Linked DNA regions of Homo sapiens: region 2 is linked to region 1. Evidence: chromatin contacts called from ENCODE Hi-C or POLR2A ChIA-PET data. All regions are on one chromosome and are shown on one strand. The core of a region is the stretch at or near the end of the contact, and the rest is flanking DNA. Distances in the headings are between cores, read along the strand shown.

Region 1 (3,762 bases), core at 1,263-3,762:
CTTGACTCTTTGTTCGGTGCTCAGTCTTTTTCGATGTTAATCTGACTGGGCCAGTGCACCTAAATAATAAATAATAAGTATCCTCCTCAACCCCTCAGTTTCTCTGATTCCTAAATTATCCCACTGGAACACCTGCCTGGAGAGAAGGTCTGAAATCACTTATGGAAGGGCTCCCAGGCTGGGCGCGGTGGCTCATGCCTGTAAGCTCAACACTTTGAGAGACTGAGGTGGGAGAATCCCTTGAGCTCAGGAGTTCAAGACCAGCCTGGGCAACAGAGGGAGACCTAGTCTCTAGAAAAAATAAAAAAATTGGCCGGGTGCAGTGGCTCATGCCTGTAATCCCAGCACTTTGGGAGGCCGAGGCCGGCGTATCACCTGAGGTCGGGAGTTTGAGACCAGCCTGACCAACATGGAGAAACCTCATCTCTATGAAAAATACAAAAGTAGCTGGGTGTGGTGGCGCATGCCTGTAATCCCAGCTACTTGGGAGGTTGAGGCAGGAGAACTGCTTGAACCCGGGAGGCGGAGGTTGCAGTGAGCCAAGATCGTGCCATTGCACTCCAGCCTGGGCAACAAGAGCGAAACTCCACCTCAAAATAAATAAATAAATAAAAATAAAAAAATTAGCCAGCCATGGTGGAGGCTACTTGGGAAGCTGAGGTGGGAAGATCACTTTAGCCCAGGAGGTTGCAGCTGCAGTAGGCTGTGATTGTGCCACTGCTTTCCAGCCTGGGCAAGAGTGAGACCCTGTTTTTTCTTTTTTTTTTTTGAGACGGAGTCTCACTCTGTCACCCAGGCTGGAGTGCAGCGCGATCTCGGCTCACTGCAACCTCTGCCTCCCGGGTTCAAATGATTCTCCTGCCTCAGTCTCCCGAGTAGCTGGGATTACAGGTGCGCATCACCATGCCTGGCTAATTTTTGTATTTTTAGTAGAGATGGGGTTTCACCATGTTGGCCAGGCTGATCTCGAACTCCTGGCCTCAGGTGATCCGCAGGCCTTGGCCTCCCAGAGTGCTGGGATTACAAGCTTGAGCTACCACGCCTGGCCTCCAATTTTTTTTTTTTTTTTTTAAAGAAAAGCTTCAGATTTTGTCTTTCCACAGTATGAGGATCTTGGCTTTTAGATGGTCCCTTACCTGGTCCTGCTGCTCCTCTGCTTCAAGGTGTCCATTCATCTGCTGGTCCTCTGCTCTGTTACATCAACGGGACCCTGGCCCTGGGTCTTAAGCCATAGTAGGCTGGTAGGAGCAAGGAGTCAGGTCTCACTGTCCTGGCCTGACCTTCAGCTCTGTGGAGGAGAGGTAAGTGAGGAGCAGCATTGACAGCCAACTGCAGGAGGCCCTTCCAGGCTCAATGTGCCTGAGAACCAAGAGGCAGGGGCCTCCCTGGCGGGTGGGGGGAAGAGTAGATAAGTCATTTTAATCACTGCCCCAGCCAGTCCATCTGGTTGCACACAATATGTATGCTATAATAGGAGTGAAGGCTAATTTTTATTGAGCACTTATTATGTGCAAAATATTGACCTCAGCAGTTTTATTAACTTTCATAATCCTGAAAAACACCCCTGTGTGCCAGGCCTGTTGTCATCCCCTTTTTGTCCATAAGGAGAGTAAGGCCCAAAGAAGTTAAGTGATTTTCCCAAGATCACAGAGAGGTTAAATGACTTGCCCAATCACCCCATTAGTAACTAGCAGAGCCAGGATTTGAATTTGGTTATAGCCTTGCAAGGCCCCATCTCACCATCTTTCTTTGCCACTACTTCTCCCTGGGTCTCCATCTCACCCCTCTTTCTAGGTCTCCTTCCTACCCTTTGGGCCTCCATTCCCCCCACCCCCAAGCCACGGAGTCTCCATTTTGCCTCCCCTATGAAACTCTGTCTCCCTCTTTCTAGGTCAGGGAAGGGCCATCTAGGGGCCGGGGGAGAAGGAGAAGCGGAACTCAAAGGATGGGAATACAGGATGCTATAGATTGAGGTGCAGCAAGATCATCTCGGGTTAGACCTTAAGTAGGACTTCCCAAGCAGCGGCTGCGCCTACGAAGTGCAGCGCGAGATCAGGGAGCGGTGAACCTGATAAGGAAACGCCCGAAGCGTGGGGTCGGAAATTTCCAGATGCCCCGACTAGCCCTGCCAGCCCCGCCTCCTCACCTCCAACACTGGGCCCGCCGGGTCCTCCGGGAGCCACTGAGAGGCCGTCGGCGTCGGGCCAGAGCGTCACCGCGCGACGCATCGTGCTAGCTACACGCATCTCGCTCCCAGATCCCTTTCTTCCGGAAAGCTATCGAGAACACGGCCTGGGTAGGGCCAGAGAGGCCCCCGACGTGCTGGCCCTTCCCTCTTGGACGTTGCGCTTGTTCCTGCGCTCTATGCTCTCTGCCGTTATCGCCCGGCTAGTCAGTCGTCCAACTCACCACAGAGAAGTCCGGATCGTGGTAGAGCGCCGCGTCGCACCCATGTGACGTCACGGCGGCGCCACTCGCTTGAGGCTTTCCCCGCCCACCCCAGCCCGTTCTCTCTTTCCGGACCTGGCCGAGCAGGAGGCGCCATCATGGTGAGCTCGCTTTGCGGCGTTCGGGGCTGGATAATCCGCTGCCATCCGCCGTGGTTTTGGGCTAGGGGCACGCTGGAGGGCGGCAGGGGGTCTGCGGCTGCCCGGAGGGAGCAATTCCCGATACTGGGGACCTACTCTGGGGGCCAGGAAAGCAGGGATGGGTCAGTCATAGCCTACCGCCCCCACTTAGTAGATGACCAAGTGGAGGTACTCGGAGGCTGATATGACTGGGTTTACAAAGCCAGGAAGTGGCAGAGCCAGGATTCCGACCCAGGTGGCTGGACCCGCAGCCACTCTTAGTTATTTGGCTTTGCTGCCTTTATCTGGACCTGTCACTTTCTAGTATGAAAAGTCGGGTTCGATGGGGGCCGCGGCGGGTGAGAGGATCGAGAGCCGAATAACTGGATTTGGGGACCAGGCAGGTCTCTGAGTCTCAGGCCCCTTCCCACCTTGTGATGGTTTTTGAGCCTTTGCCCCAGTGTCTGGCTGTTCGTTGGGTACACAGTAATCTCATCTGACAAGTTTGTGAATTTGGGAAGAAATAATTCACAGGAGATGCTCATCACGGGGTTTTGCACACAGTAAGTGCTGCATAAGTGGAGCTATTAAATAGTTCTTGTAATTGTCAACACAGTCTGAAAAACTTAAGTTGCTCAGAAAGGCAGCAGGGCGGTAGGAGCCTGGCGAGGCGGCTCACGCTTGTTATCCTAGCACTTTGGGAGGCCGAGGCGGGAGGATTCCTTGCCCAGGAGATCAAGACCAGCCTGGCCAATATTGTGAGACCCTGTCTCCACTTTAAAAACGATGTTTTAAAAAGACACTATTTGGTAAGGGTTGTTGGATTGACTGATGCTGTAGGAGAGGTGGTTCTAGTAGTATTGCTAGGTTCTGAATAAGGATTCGTTTTCATCATTACTGCCATTGGTTTGATATTTTTGGTTATCCCTCCGGGTATGGGAACCAGTTTTGATAACATTGTTGCAAAATACAAGTTGTAAAGAATTGACCTTTTTGTATTAAGTTAATATGATTGCTGTGTTACGATGTTTCAGGGTTCTGTGTGCCATGGGCTGAAGGCTTTGTAAACAGCCCCTTTTTACAGAGGGATCAGTGGCAGCCCACAGGTCTCCTGGTGGTGGGCCTGGGATTTGAGCTGGTGTGTTCAGACCTGGGCTTGTGTCCCAGCTCTCAGTTTCAGAAATAAGTAATAATT
Region 2 (4,043 bases), core at 128-2,627, 400 kb before region 1:
TTGGCCAGGCTGGTTTCAAACTCCTAACCTCAAGTTATCTGCCCGCCTCTGCCTCTCAAAGTGCTGGGATTACAGGAGTGAGTCATCGTGCCCGGTGACCAAAAGCTCTATATGGTGAAGAAATGACAAGGGAAGCCAGGGACAGACCACAGGAGTTCACAGTAGCCCTTCACCTATGACCCCTATTACCCATCTCCCTACATGTGTTGCCAACACACAGACATACAGACACACACACACTCACTCTCTCTCTCTCTCTCTGGTCCACAGGACTTCACAATAGCCCTTCACCTATTACCCATCTCCCCACATGTGTTGCCAACACACAGACAGACACACACACACACACACACTCTGTCTCTCTCTCTCTCTCTCTCTTTCTCTCTGTCTGGGACAGACCACAGGACTTCACAATAGCCCTTTACCTATTACCCATCTCCCCACATGTGTTGCCAACACACAGACACAGACACACACACACACTCTCTCTCTCTCACTTTCTCTCCCCCTCTCTCTCTCTCAGGTCCAGCTTTGAGCAAAGGACATAGGCACCCCCTCCACCAATCTGTACAGACCAGGCCCCTCGGCAGGGAGGGGTGTGGCTGCCTCCGTTTCTACATCTCCTTGTTACCATCTCTGATTTTGCTCTTTTTTGCCGCCTTTCTCTCTGTCTCTAACTTCCGGTGGCTCTAGCCTCTGGGTGAGTACTAATAGCTCCGTTTCCAGCGTGGTCTGTGTCTTCCTCCCTGTCTCTCTCCTCTCTTGTATTTCTTTCTCACTCATCAAAGCCCATGTTTTTCGCTATGGTCCGGTGCACTTCTCTGTGGGTGCCTCCCTGTTTCCACACCCCGCCTACCCAGGTGGAACTTTTCAAGCCAATCAAAGGCAGGCAGGACAGCCAATGCTAGTGCTGATTACTTCAGCACGTGCATGCAGGGAGGGTCGGGGAGCCCCGGGGATGTCTGGAAATCGTTACCCTGAGGTGGGCAGGCCTGGTAGAGGGAGGAAGCAGCCAGGAGCATCTGGGCCCTGGAAGAAAGGGGGGTGTTTCTCATGGATGTCCTGAGTTGCTAGGTGCAGCGCAGGGGTCTCTGTCTCTCTGTCTGGATCTCTGACACCTCCAGGTCCCTGTCCCTCTTTTTGGGTTTCTCTCTCCCCCACCCCCTGGGTCTCTGAAATACTGAACTTCTCCTTCCCTTTCCACCCTCCTATCTTTGAGTCTCCATTCCCCCTCCTTGTGTTTCTTTGTACCCCTCTTGGGGTCCCTGTCTCTGGGTCTCTTTCTCATTCCATCCATCCAGGTGCCTGCAGGCCCTTGATTGACTAGGTTCTGGGTGGGCGGGTTCTGTCACCTGGGGCAACAACCACAATAAGCCAGCTCCTGCTTGGCTACGGAGTGGGGGTGGAACCATGGCCAGTGGCACCCTGGCTCCGGGCTGTCGTATCTCTGCAACCGAGGTACCTGGATCCAGGCCCAACTGCCATCTCACCAGCAGCTACTTTTCCCACCGCATTATCCCACCCATACCCTTCACCCCGCCCACGGTGCAGGTGAGCGGACCCTACGCTGCAGCCCTGCCGGGCCTGGAGACCCAGAAAGATAGGGGCTAAATAAAGCGGATTGGGAGCTTGGACTCCTCTCTGAAGGAGGAGGGTCCTGGAGTTCTGGGTCTGAGAGAGGAGGCACCAGGGAAGCTGAATGCCAGGGACTGCAGAGGAAAGGGCTGGGGGCCGACTGGAAGAGGTCAGAGTTTGGGGTGGGGGGTGATAGGGACTCCTGAGTCTTTCTAGCTGATGTGCGGCGCCTTCTCTCCAGTCCACGGTCGCGGACCCTCTACCCCAAGTTGCAAAGCAGGATTCTCACAACTGGGCTTTCGACGAGGTCCTCAGCAGATGGGAGACAACCTCTGGCTCGGCCTACGTGCCCAAGACCCATGGCGGGCCCTGCGCCCAGCCCAGAGCCCCAGAGCCTGCAGACCCCACGCGGACTGTGGGGATCAAGGATTTAGGAGAAAAGGTAAAGTTTGGGGAGTGCCGGAGTCCGCAGGGGACAGGGCGGGGGACTGCATTTGAGTCCCCTGCTCCTTCACGTGAGTCTCTGGGTCGCCTTTCCGCAGCTCAGACACCGCGGCTGGCGCCTCCCACTGACCACAAAGTACCAGAGCAGCGAGACGAGGGCGCAGTACACTGGCTCTCCCAGCGGGGACCCGCGCGCCCCGGAATACTTCGGGCCCCAGCCCCCACAACTCGCAGACCACCACCGCGGGGGTCCTTCCCAGGTGTCTGGGTGGAAGCCGGCGCCGGCGAGACGGGGCGGAGCTCCGGGAGCCTGGGGCGGGGCCAGAAGGAATCACGGCTTTGGGGCGTGGCTAAAGGGTCTGGGGCGGGATCGCGAGGTTAGAGGAGCCGGGGGAGGGGCTGGGCATTAGGCCAGGCCAGAAGGACCAGGGACTACAAACTCACCTTCAGGGCTCCTAAGCTGCTGCGGAGCTAGACGGCGGGCTGTGGGTGGGGAGGAGACTAGAATATTCTGAGACGGGGTCAGGTGGGAGTTGGGAGAGGTAACTTGGAGTTGCTGCCCAAGATGCAGCTCAGCTCCAGTGGCCACACCAAGACGGTTTAAGACAGAGCGGAACCAGGGAGGTTGTTTTTGGTGGCTGGGGGCTTGGGTTTGAGTTCCTTGAACAGCAGAAGGTGCTTGGATTTAGGGAGGTGAGGCTGGGAAGGGTTCGGGTATGAGAAAGGAAGCTGAAGTTCCCTGGCGTGGGTGGCAGGAAGGGCTCTAACCCTGGGGCGGGGTGTGAGGGCCGTGGCCGTCATGGCTGTCGAGGCCGAAGGAGAGGGATTCTGAACTCGGGACCCAGGGCTTGGGATGGGGTATGAAATCTATGTCTTGGGTATGCCTCCTCCCCCAATCTTGCTCAGGCTCTAATTGCCTGGACGAAGAACCCCGAGCTGTCTGGCCGGCCTTTCACAGTATCCGACCGGGGCGTCCTGGACCGCCGCCAGCTCTATCTGACCACCTCGGCGCGGGACTTTCGGTTCTATCCCAAGTAAGCCGGGCTCTCGCTCGGCACCGCCTCCTGCACAGCCCCCGCCGTGGCCGGTGCACGCCGAGCCCCTGGGCTGGCTCCCATTCCCTGAGCCGGTGGTCTCAGCCTCGACTTCTGTAGCAGCAAGAACCAAAGTTCAGGCCTCAGCCCCTCCCTTTTTTTTTTAAGCACCCAGGAGTCCTTAGTGTCACCTCTCAGGAACCGCGGTAGGGACAGGAAGCCTGCACAGCGGCTCGAGGGGATTCCGGATCTGAGGGCAGGGCCTCCTTCGGTACTTGAGCCCCCAGATACTCCTTCCCAAGGAAGCGAAAGTCCCCTTTTACTTCCCTAGGATGCGAAAGCTCAGTTTCCAGGACGTTAAGTACCTCGAGGACCCAGGAACGCAGGCAACGCGTGCCGGGTCGCGTCCTTCCTAAGGGGTGCTCGCCTGGAAATGCAGGAGTTTGAATGTGCAGACTCCTTAGATCCCGAGGTCTGAAACTCGTCCCCAAGGATCCAGCTGTATCCTCACCATCCCGCCCTGCTCCCACAGGACGGAGCTGTCCGGATACCCCCGCAAGGACTCCCTGACCTACTGGAGCTTCGAAGAGACGCCCCAGGTCTGGAGCCACGGCCCGCAGCGGCCGCCCTGTCCGCGCTCCTCCCGGCCGCCCCGACCACCGCGGGTCCGCGTGCCGCGCGTCAGCCCGGTGACCTCGGCCATGCCGCACCGGGGAGCCCTGTCTCTGGCTCAGGAGTCCTACAGCCCCCTGCTGCACCCGCTCCGGCGGCTCGACCGCTTCTGCCCGCTGGAGGCGCCCTGGGGCGGCCCGCACTGGAAGCCCCTGCGGGGCATCTACAGCGTGCCGAAAGCCTACAGTACCGAGAACTCCAGCTATGGCAGCTTGAAGCCGGCGCTGGTGTGAGCCGTCAGGGCCAGCCCCACCCCAGACCCGCCCCCAGGGCCGCGCTGCCGAGCGGAGCTCGGGACCTCCGCTCACTAGGAAGGGT

What was found. A loop is a pair of places that touch in the nucleus more often than their neighbours do. ChIA-PET counts read pairs that join two places held with the same protein, here RNA polymerase II (POLR2A). Pooled maps may share reads with other maps.
Region 2: a loop to region 1 is called in a pooled map, with 2.8 times the contacts of the local background. The contact joins the promoter of SAXO3 here to the promoter of RPL18 in region 1. A Hi-C loop is called at or near these places in 1 of 50 pooled maps. POLR2A ChIA-PET finds 5 or more read pairs at or near these places in 5 of 52 experiments (GM10248, IMR-90, Panc1 and 2 more).

What each region holds. Positions count from the first base shown.
Region 1 is chr19:48,617,928-48,621,689 of GRCh38, reverse strand. RPL18 (ribosomal protein L18) reads left to right here and starts at 2,512. Exons shown (of 7, transcript NM_000979.4): 1 at 2,512-2,549. The coding sequence starts at 2,547. It overlaps SPHK2 (sphingosine kinase 2), which reads right to left and starts at 2,184. Exons shown (of 7, transcript NM_020126.5): 1 at 2,147-2,184; 2 at 1,137-1,288. The coding sequence starts at 1,175. RefSeq lists enhancers at 1,841-1,930, 2,091-2,770, 3,041-3,762.
Region 2 is chr19:49,017,883-49,021,925 of GRCh38, reverse strand. It overlaps SAXO3 (stabilizer of axonemal microtubules 3), which reads left to right and starts at 1,377. Exons shown (of 5, transcript NM_001396011.1): 1 at 1,377-1,551; 2 at 1,817-2,017; 3 at 2,118-2,279; 4 at 2,926-3,053; 5 at 3,586-3,958. The coding sequence starts at 1,411. The coding sequence ends at 3,958. It overlaps LOC124904738 (a long non-coding RNA gene), which reads right to left and starts at 1,833. Exons shown (of 2, transcript XR_007067288.1): 1 at 1,252-1,833; 2 at 1-1,029. It also overlaps a transcript of LHB not described here. RefSeq lists enhancers at 651-800, 3,087-4,010, 3,820-4,043 and a silencer at 3,654-3,843.